Linked DNA regions of Homo sapiens: region 1 is linked to region 2. A link is an interaction called in ENCODE POLR2A ChIA-PET data of the cell type or tissue named here. Cell type or tissue: OCI-LY7. All regions are shown on one strand. Links, peaks and the distances in the headings refer to the core of each region. The heading gives the core; the rest is flanking DNA. Region 1 overlaps PRR12 (proline rich 12). Region 2 has its middle 58 kb from the start of TRPM4.

What was found. ChIA-PET counts read pairs that join two places held together with the same protein. Peaks named below come from ENCODE experiments on the same cell type or tissue, not always from the same donor. Only the 100,000 strongest peaks of a DNase experiment are listed, where the experiment ranks them.
Region 1: POLR2A ChIA-PET joins it to region 2 with 8 read pairs; 2 of 35 experiments call an interaction of 5 or more read pairs at or near these places.

Annotation. Positions count from the first base shown.
Region 1 is chr19:49,604,877-49,610,250 of GRCh38, forward strand. The region is part of intron 6 of PRR12 (proline rich 12); the gene reads left to right. Among named protein-coding and RNA genes, the nearest start is that of PRR12, 16 kb to the left of the region's middle. In OCI-LY7, for the core only: no CTCF peak of the experiment used is centred there; no DNase peak of the experiment used is centred there.
Region 2 is chr19:49,212,773-49,218,146 of GRCh38, forward strand. No RefSeq gene overlaps it. Among named protein-coding and RNA genes, the nearest start is that of TRPM4, 58 kb to the left of the region's middle. In OCI-LY7, for the core only: CTCF peaks have their summits at 1,235 (motif pointing right) and 2,091; a DNase peak (open chromatin) is centred at 2,119; H3K4me3 peaks cover 582 bases; H3K27ac peaks cover 970 bases.

The sequences.
Region 1 (5,374 bases), core at 242-5,241, 390 kb after region 2:
GGGTCTCCCTTGTTGTCCAGGCTGGAATGCAGTGACGTGATCTCAGCTCACTGCAACTTCTACCTCCCTGGTTCAAGCAATTCTCATAACTCAGCCTCTCGAGTAGCTGGGACTACAGAGGATCCCACCATGGTTGGCTAAATTTTGTATTTTTAGTAGAGATGGGGTTTCACCATGTTGGCCAGGCTGGTCTCAAACTCCTGACCTCGGGTGATCCACCCGCCTCGGCCTCCCAAAGTGCTGGGATTACAGGAATGAGCCACTGTGCCTGGCCTATTCTCATTTCATAGAGAAAGAAACCAAGGCACAGAGAGATAAAGTAGCCTTCCCAGGCTTTTGTAGCTTGGGATCCACACCCAGCCCTGCTGGCCCTAGGAATCCGTATTCTTTTTTTTGTTTGTTTGAGATAGTGTTTCGCTCTTGTTGCCCAGGCTGGAGTACAATGGTGCGATCTCGGCTCACCGCAACCTCCACCTCCCGGGTTCAAGCGATTCTCCTGCCTCAGCCTCCCGAGTAGCTGGGATTACAGGCATGTGCCACCATGCCTGGCTAATTTTGTATTTTTAGTAGAGATGGGATTTCTCCATGTTGGCCAGGCTGCTCTCGAACTCCTGACCTCAGGTGATCTGCCTGCCTCAGCCTCCCAAAGTGCTGGGATTATAGGCATGAGCCACTGCGCCCAGCCAGGAACCCATATTCTTATCCCCGACTCAGCCATGCACCGTGTACGTTCTAGTCAAACGCAGCTGAGCCAGCATTGGGTCAAATGAACAGGGCCCTGGGGCAGGGACTTTGACCATCCCCATTTTACAGATGGGGAAGTTCACGTTCAGAGAAAGGGAGTCAGTCGCCTGGCCAGTGCCAACCTGGGATTGGAGCCAGGGCCACCTGACACCACCTCCCAGCTGGCACGGGGCAGGGGAGGGGGCCAGGCGAGGACTCAGATGCTTAAAATACAACTTGAGTGTGCATTATAATGGGGGCAAAGCCCCACGCCTTTGCCAAATGTACAGACCTTGGGGACTCATTTGTGGGCCTAGAGATGGGGCAGGCTGCTGGCATAGTTAAGAGCCCAGCTTTGGTTTAACCTGACTGACTCAAATCTCTGCCACTTATTATTATTTTTTTTGTGTGTGTTTTTGAGACAGGGCCTCACTCTTATCACCCAGGCTGGTGTACAGTGGCATGATCATGGCTCACTGAGGCCTCAAACTCCTGGGCTCAAGCGATCCTCCCACCTCAGCCTCCCAAGTAACTAGGACTACAAGCATACAACACCATGCCTGGCAAATTTTTTTATTCCTTAAGTAGAGACTGGGGTCTCACTCTGTTGTCCTGGCTGGTCTTGAACTCTTGGGCTCAAGCAGTCCTCCCGTCTCAGCCTCCCAAAGTGCTGAGATTGCCGGTGTGAGCCACTGTGTCTGGACTTTTTTTTCTTCTTTTTTTTTTTTTTGAGACAGAGTCTCAGTCTGTCTCCCAGGGTGGAGTGCAGTGGCGCAATCTTGGCTCACTGCAACCCTCGCCTCCCACATTCAAGCGATTCTTCTGCCTCAGCCTCCTGAGTAGCTGGGATTACAGGCGCGTGCCACCACGTCAGGCTAATTTTTGTATTTTTAGGAGTTTCACTGTGTTGGTCAGGCTGGTCTCGAACTCCTGACCTCGTGATTTGCGCCGCCTCCCCCGCCCCCCAACCTTGGCCTCCCAAAGTGCTGGGATTACAGGCATGAGCCACTGTGCCCAGCCCATTTTTTTCTTTTATACCATCTCTCTTTTTTTTTTTTTTTTTTTGAGATGGAGTCTCGCTTTGTCTCCCAGGCTGGAGTGCGGTGGCACAATCTCAGCTCACTGCAACCTCCACCTCCTGGGTTCAAGTGATTCTCCTGCCTCACCCTCCTGAGTAGCTGGGATTACAGGCACCTGCCACCATGCCTGGCTAATTTTTGTATTTTTAGTAGAGATGGGGTTTCACCATGTTGGTCAGGCTGGTAGAAACCACTCTTAAAGCCCCTACAAAAACAAGCCATAGACCATTGTTTATTCCAGAAAAACAGCAATCCAATATAAATATCACCTGAGCCATATATGTGATTTTAAATGTTTTCATTCCTGGTTTATAAAGATAAAAAAGATAGGTGAAATTAGCCATAGGTGGCCAAAGTGCTGTAATCTCAGCACTTTGGGAGGACGAGGCAGGATTGTTTGAGCCCAGGAGTTGCAGACCAGGCTGGGCAACATTGTGAGCCCCCGCCTTTAAGGAAAAAAAAAAGAAAGAAAGAAATTAGCCATAGGAATGCATTTTATTTAACCTAACATATTGAAAGTATTATTTCGGCTACATGCGGTGGCTCACACCTGTAATCCCAGCAGTTTGGGATGTTGAGGTGGGAGGATCACTTGAGCCCGGATGTCGAGGCTACAGTGAGCTATGATTGCACCACTGCACTCCAGCCTGGGCAGCAGAGTGAGCCTCTGTCATGTACGTGTGCACACACACACACACACACAGAGTTTCAGCTTGTAATTAATAAAAACTATTAATGATGTTTTTGCCAGGCGTGGTGGATCATGCCTGTAATCTCAGCACTTTGGGAGTCCAAGGTGGGTGGATTGCTTGAGGTCAGGAGTTCAAGACCAGCTTGGGCAACATGGCAAAACGCCCCCCCTACAAAAAAATAAGAAAAATTAGCCGGATATAGTGGCATGTGCTTGTTGTCCCAGCTACCTGAGAGGCTCAGGTGGGAGAATCGCTTCAGCCTGGGAGGTGGAGGTTGCAGTGAGCCGAGATCGTAGCACTGCACTCCAATCTGGGTGACAGAGCGAGACCCTGTCTCAAAAAGAAAAAAAAAAAAGAAAAGCTGTTGGCCAAGCGTGGTGGCTCACGCCTGTAATCGCAGCACTTTGGGAGGCTAAAGCAGGTGAGTCACCTGAGGTCCGGAGTTCAAGACCAGCCTGGTCAACATAGTGAAACACCATCTCTACTAGAAATATAAAAATTAGCCGGGCGTGGGGGTGGGCACCTGTAATCCCAGCTACTCAGGAGGCTGAGACAGGAGAATCACTTGAACCTTGGAGGCGGAGGTTGCAGTGAGCCGAAATGACGCCATTGCACTCAAGCCTGGGCAACAAGCGTGAAACTGAGGCTCAAAAAAAGTAAAAGAAAAACTGTTAATGATGTTTTAATATTATTAAATGGGGTATTACTAAAATGAAAAGTTAAGAGGTTTTACATTCTTTTTTGCATACCAAGACTTCAAAATCCTGTGAATACTTTGTACTCGTTGAACACATCCATTGGACCAGCCACATTTGAAGTGCTCTAGCCGACATGTCACCCCAGTCATGGTGGCTCAAACCTGCAATCCCAGCACTTCGGGAGGCTGAGGCCGGCAGATCACTTGAGCCCAGGAGTTTGAGACCAGCCTGGGCAACATAGTGAGACCCTGTCTCTACACAAAATTCTTTTTTTTTAAAATTTTTTATTTTTTGAGATGGAGTCTCGCTCTGTCACCAGGCTGGAGTGCAATGACGCGATCTCTGCTCACTGCACCTCCACCTCCCGGGTTCAAGCGATTCTTCTCCTTAGCCTCCCGAGTAGCTGGGACTCCTGCCTCAGCCTCCCGAGTAGCGCAGACTACAGGCAAGTGCCACCACACCCAGCTAATTTCTGTATTTTTAGTAGAGACGGGGTTTCACCATGTTGGCCAGGGTGGTCTCGATCTCTTGACCTCGTGATCCGCCCGACTTAGCCTCCCAAAGTACTGGGATTACAGGTGTGAGCCACCGCGCCCGGCCTCTACACAAAATTCAAAAAAACTTAACCAGACATGGTGGTGCCCACCTGTAGTCCCGGCTACTGGAGAGGCTGACGTGGGAGAATCACCTGAGCCCAGGAAGTTGATGTTGTAGTGAGCCATGATTACACCACTGCACTCCAGCCTGGGTGACAGTGAATGTGACCCTGTCTCAAAAAAAAAAACAAAAAAAACAAATCAATCTCAAAAGCTCAAGAACCACTTGTGGGAACGAGCTGCTGAATTGACAGGGCCAGGCTAGCCCATTCTCCTTCCCCCGTCTGTCAACTGGGACTGTTGTTGGGGTTGTCATAAGGGCTGGGCAGCGTGTATACTCCAAGCATGTAAGAGTTCACTGGGTGGAGACTGGGCACAGTGGCTCCTGCCTGGAATCCCAGCACTTTGGGAGGCTGAGGTGGGTGAATCGCTTGCGCTCAGGAGTTCAACACCAGCCTAGTCAACATGGCGAAATCCTGTCTGTACTAAAAATACAAAAAATTAGCCAGGTGTGGTGGCACATGCCTATATTCCCAGCTACCCTAGAGGCTGATCACCGGAGTTTGAGAGGTCAAGGCTGCAGTGAGCCAAGATTGCTCGATTGCACTCCCACCTGGGCAACCGGAGTGAGACCGTCTCAAAAAAGAAAAAGTTGTCTGGGCATGGTGGTTCGCATCTGTAATCCCAGCACTTTCGGAGGTCAAGGTGGGTGGATCACTTGAAGTCAGGAGGTTAAGATCAGCCTGGACAACATGGTGCAATCCCGTCTCTACTAAGAATACAAAAATTAGCCGGACATGGTGGCGGGTCCCTGTAATCCCAGCTACTCAGGAGGCTGAGGTAGGAGAATCACTTGAATTCAGGAGGCGGAGGTTTCAGTGAGCCGAGATCATGCTGCTGCACTCCAGCCTGGGCCACAGAGTGAGACTGTCTCAAAAAAAAAAAAAAAAAAAATTTGTTGGATGGAGAAGAGTATGGTGTTGGGGTTGTCCAGGCAGAGGAAACAGCTGTGCAAAGGCCCTGTGGTGAGGGAAAGCACGCTGTGTTTGAGGTGTACAGGGATGCAAGGTGTTGAATGGCTGGACAGTGAATGCTGAGGCTGGGCTGGTGGGCTGGGCCCAGCCATGTTGGACTTGGGTGCAGGGGTGAGTTCCATGGGTGCTGATGAAGACATTAGGCTCTGTGCCGTTTAGAGCCCCTGGCCAGTAGGGAAGTGACTGGGGAGTTGTTCAAGCCTGGATAGTACTCTGTCCACAGCCTCTGTCCTGGGACGGACTCCCCTGTCAATGGGACCCTGCAGTTTTCTTTTTCTTTCTTTTTTTTTTTTGAGACGAAGTCTCGCTCTTGTCCCCCAGACTGGAGTGCGATGGCGCGATCTCGGCTCACTGCAACTTCTGCCTCCCAGGTTCAAGCGATTCTCCTGCCTCAGCCTCCCGAGTAGCTGGGATTACAGGCGCCTGCCACCACACCTGGCTAATTTTTGTATTTTTAGTAGAGACAAGGTTTCACCATGTCGGCCAGGCTGGTCTCGAACTCCCGACCTCAGGTGATCCGCCTGCCTCGGCCTCCCAAAGTGCTGGGATTAC
Region 2 (5,374 bases), core at 150-5,149:
CTCCGCTTCCTGGGTTCAAGCAGTTCTCCTACCTCAGCCTCTGGAGTAGCTAGGATTACAGGTGCCCGCCACCATGCCCGGCTAATTTTTGTATTTTTGGTAGAGACGGGGTTTCACCATGTTGGCCAGGCTGGTCCCAAACTCCTCATCTCAGGTGATCTGCCTGCCTCGGCCTTCCAAAGTGCTGGAATTACAGGTGTGAGCCACCACACCCGGCCACTTTTTCTTCTTTTCTTTCAATAAGGTCTCACTCTGTCACCCAGGCAGAAATGCAGTGACTCAATCACAGCTCACTGCAACCTCCACCTCCTGGGCTCAAGCAATTCTCCCACTCAGCCTCCTGAGTAGCTGGTTCTACAGGCTCACACCACCATGCCCGGCTAATTTTTTGGATTTTTGGTAGAGATGGGGTCTCACCATATTGCCCTGGCTGGTCTCAAACTCCTGGGGTCAAGTGATCCACTCACCTCGGCCTCTCAGAGTGCTGGGATTACAGGCGTGAGCCACCGTACCCGGCCTCCAGTACTTTCTATATATGTGTGTCCAGCATTGTTTTAAGTGCTTCACGTGCGCTACATCAGTGAACCCTATGATAACCATACAAGGTAGGTTCTATTATTGTCTCCATTTTGCAGATGAGAAAAGTGAGACACAGAAAAGTAGCTCAAATAAAGTCACACATAGAAAGTAGCTGAGTTGGGGGTTGGGCGTGGTGGCTCATGCCTGTAAAACAGCACTTTGGGAAGCCAAGCAAGTGGATCACTTGAGGCCAGGAGTTCGAGACCAGCCTGGCCAATATAGCAAAACCCCATCACTACTAAAAATACAAAAATTAGCCGGGTGTGGTAGCGGACACCTGTAGTCCCAGCTACTCGGGAGGCTGAGGCAGGAGAATCACTTGAACCCAGGAGGCGGAGATTGCAGTGAACCGAAATTGTGCCACTGCACTCCAGCCTGGGTGACAGAGCAAGACTCTGTTTCAAAAGAATAATAAAAAATAAAAATGGAAAGTGGCTGCGTTGGAACAGAAATCTGGGCAATCCAGAGAGCATCTGTAATGCACGATTTTATATTTGGAAATGTCAACTGCCGTGAAGTCACAGGAACTCACTCAGTCCATGTGCAAGTTTGAGCTTTTGTCTCTCAGCTGCAAATCCACCCTTGCCTCCGCTCTGTGATGTTGGGGCGGAGCCTCTGCAAGCCACGTTTTTGCTTTCCCAGCTGGGTTGCTATAAGCCCCGGCCTAAAGAGGGCGCTAGACGGAGACCGGCCATTGGAGGAGGAAGCAGGGATTTGCTCCACCTATTTGCTTCAGGCATCCGAGCAAGCGTCGCCCCAGAACAACGCTCCCTCTGACAGCAGCAGTTGCTTCCAGGTTTTTTGTTTGTTTGTTTGTTTTTTGTTGTTGTTGTTGTTGTTAAGACGGAGTCTTGCTCTGTCGCCCAGGCTGGAGTGCAATGGCGCGATCTCAGCTCACTGCAACCTCTGCCTCCTGGGTTCAAGCAATTCTCCTGCCTCAGCCTCCTGAGTAGCTGGGATTACAGGCATCCGCCACCACGCCCAGCTAATTTTTGTATTTTTAGTGGAGACAGGATTTCACCATGTTGGTCAGACTGGTCTCGAACTCCTGACTTCAGGTGATCCAGCCACCTTGGCCTCTCAAAGTGCTGGGATTACAGGTGTGAGCCACCACGCCCGGCCCTCTTCCAGGTTTCAAGTTTTATTTTTTTGGCACCTCCCTAACCTGTTTCTTTTTCTATTTCTGTCGCCCAGGCTGGAGTGCAGTGGTCGAGGCTCACTGTAGCCTTGACCTCCCAGGCTCAAGCCATACTCCCGCCTCAGCCTTCAGAATAGCTGGGACCACAGGTGCACGCCACCACACCCAGCTAATTTTTTGTTTTCAAATTGTTTCGTAGAGATGGGGGTCTCGCCATGTTGCCCAGGTGGGTCTCAAACTCATGGGATCAAGGGATCCTCCAACCTCGGCCTCCCAAAGTGCTGTGATTACAGGCATGAGCCACCACGCCGGATGCCATAACCAGCATCATTGTCAGCCTTCTGTCACACCAGCGCCACCCTGGTAGCCCCTGGCTCTAGTCTGGGTTTCAGTTCTGCAGGGCTGCTGCCTCAACATTTTAGGTTCTGATAGCTGTATTCTCAGTCCTGGAGTGACAGGTGTAGCCTGCAGTTACTATTTTTATACGGTGCAGTTACTATTTCTGCGCTGTTTCTTCTCATTCCTTTCACGGTTTCCTGAGACCTGTTTAATTTATCTGAGACCCGTGTATTAATTCATCTCTGTTGAAGTATCTATATAACAGGAAAACTCCAGGTCGTGTGTGTAGAAATCTGACGTGAGTCATCAAGATGGAGAATTTGCACGAATTCCACATGTAAAGCGATTTGGAGACCAAAAATTCCTTAATTGAAGAGGAGGCTGGTACTCTTGAGGAATTACCCTAAAATAACTGCTGCAAGCTTATATTTTGCATCTTCCATTCAAATAGGACTTGTCTCCGTTTATGCAGTAACTGTGTATTGGGGAAAGGAAAATACTCAGACCTTTTAGGGATTAGCAGACACTGGCCCGGCCTATTTATTCATTTTTGAGATGCAGTCTCACTCTCTTGCCCAAGTTCGAGTGCAGTGGTGTGATCACAGCTCACTGTGGCCTGGCTCAAGTGATCCTCCTGCCTCGGCCTCCTGAGTAGCTGGGATCACAGGTGCACGCCACCATGCCCATCAAATTTTTTTTTAAAAAAATTTAGGCCAGTGCGGTGGCTCATGCCTGTAATCCCAGCACTTTGGGAGGCCGAGGCAGGTGGATCACCTGAGGTCAGGAGTTCGAGACCAGACTGGCCAACATGGCGAAACCCTGTCTCTACTAAAAATGCAAAAATTAACCGGGCATGGTGGTGTGTGCCTGTAATCCCAGCTACTAGGGGGGCTGAGGAAGGAGGATCACTTGAACCTGGGAGGCGGAGGTTGCAGTGAGCCGAGATCATGCTGCACTCCAGCCTCCGCAACAGAGCGAGACTCCATCTCAAAACAAACCAAAAAATTGGTCTTTAATAATTTTTTATTTTTGAGACGGAATCTCGCTCTGTCACCCAGGCTGGAGTGCAGTGGCGCGATTTCAGCTTAATGCAACCTCCACCTCCCGAGTTCAAGCGATTCTCCTGCCTCAGCCTCCTGAGTAGCTGGGATAACAGGTGTGCGCCACCACGTCTGACAAATTTTTGTATTTTTAGTAGAGACAGGGTTTCACCATGTTGGCCAGGCTAATAAAGTTTTAAAATAAAAAAATAAAAGAAAAAAGAAAAATACACCACATTTGAGGTATTTTCCAACCCATTTAGTGAGTAACCTACAAAAATGCCAACTCGGAGTGTCGTCCAAGTGCGTGAGAAGGCTCTGCATCCGGCTGATGCTGAGCTTAAGCTCAGTCTTGTGACTCAGCAGCTCACATGATACTCAGAAAAGAATGTGGCAAATCGAGATGCTGTATGACCTCCAGAAAGTGCCAATAGGAGCATTTTCCGGCATAAACTCGTAGGGTTTTGGCACAAAGCCATGCCATCTTCTGCACACAACTCATCTCTGTGAAGAAACAATTCCTTGTCTCGGTTAGAGATAGATACCTGGCCATGGAGCACCGAGCAATGATAAAACCTGAGCTGACCATCAGGAACTCGGTGTAATCCGACCCACAAATCCAGAAGATTGAGCACAGGCAATGGCAGTGCATCAGGTGGAAATAAGAAATAAAGTGTTGGCCGGGCGCCATGGCTCACTCCTGTAATCCCAGCACTTTGGGAGGCCGAGACAGGTGGATCACCTGAGGTCAGGAGTTCGAGACCAGCCTGGCCAACATGGAGAAACCCCCATGTCTACTAAAAATACAAAATTAGACAGGCATGGTGGCGCATGCCTGTAATCTCAGCTACTCCGGAGGCTGAGGCAGGAGAATTGCTTGAACCTGGGAGGCAGAGGTTGCGGTGAGCTGAGATTGCACCATTGCACTCCAGCCTGGGCAACAAGAGCGAAACTCCATCTCAAAAAAAAAAAAAAAAAAAAAAGAACTAAGGTGTTGGCATAAGCAATGACACAAGCAAATTGCTTGAGTGGACAGCACAGACCGTTCTGCCATCTATACCCACTGTTTTGTCTTCTCTCCATTTATACCCATGGCTTCATGGACAGCTCCTCATGACTTTTTTTCTTTTCTTTCTTTCTTTTTTTTTGAGATGGAGTCTTGCTCTGTTGCTCAGGCTGGAGTGCAGTGGTGCGATCCTGGCTCACCACCTCTGCCTCCCAGGTTCAAGTGATTCTCCTGCCTCAGCCTCCCGAGTAGCTGGGACTACAGGTGTGCACCATCACGCCCAGTTAATTTTTGTACTTTTAGTAGAGACGGGGTTTCCCCATGTTGACCAGGCTGGTCTCAAACTCCAGACCTCAGGTGATCTGTCCTCCTCGGCTTCCCAAAATGCTGGGATTACAGGTGTGAGCCACCGCACCAGGCAGCTCCTCGTGATTAATTGAACTGGGGAGGACACAACTTTGGGCTGGTTTTTAGATGGCTCAGCATGATATACTAGGATTCTCAGAGTCAGCCACATTGCAGCCCTCAGAGGAACCAGCACTAGCCTGGCAGTCTCCCTTCCCAGAAATCTGAGCCCCAGCTCAGCAATGCCCACTTCTGAGCTGGGCAGCAACCCTGAGCAACCAATCTCAAGAGCCCTGAGGTTCATCTGATCCTCTCTTTGGTAACATAGCAGGATTGGCTCAGCAAGCCTGCGCTGACGCCACAGATACAGAAGAACAGGCTGATACCAGCTGCTGAGCCCCAGAGGCTGCCCTTTTCTAGCCAGAACATTTTTTCTGACCAGGAAGCTGTCATCGCCACATAGCTGTTTCTCCTCTTCCCCGATTCTATAAATACAAAAACACAGTCCTTCTTTACTGGGATGCTGCTGGCCACGGTGCAGGCAGACCGTTCATGTTTAGCCGGAGTCACGGGCTGGAGGGATGCTCCCTCCTCTACCTGTGCGTCTTCCCTCAGTGAATCTATTCCTGTCTCTATCACACAGGCCTAGTGGTGTGTGTGACAGTTGGTGACCACAGAGGAAAATTCTCCATCTGTCCTGCTGCCGTGTTCTTTTTGTTTGTTTGTTTTTAGACGAAGTCTTGTTCTGTTGCCCAGGCTGGAGTGCAGTGGCGCGATCTTGGCTCACTGCAACCTCCACCTCCCCAGTTCAAGGGATTCTCCTGCCTCAGCCTCCTGAGTAGCTGGGATTACAAGTGCCCGCCACCATGCCCGGCTAATTTTTGTACATATATATGTGTGTGTGTGTGTGTGTGTGTGTATAGGTAT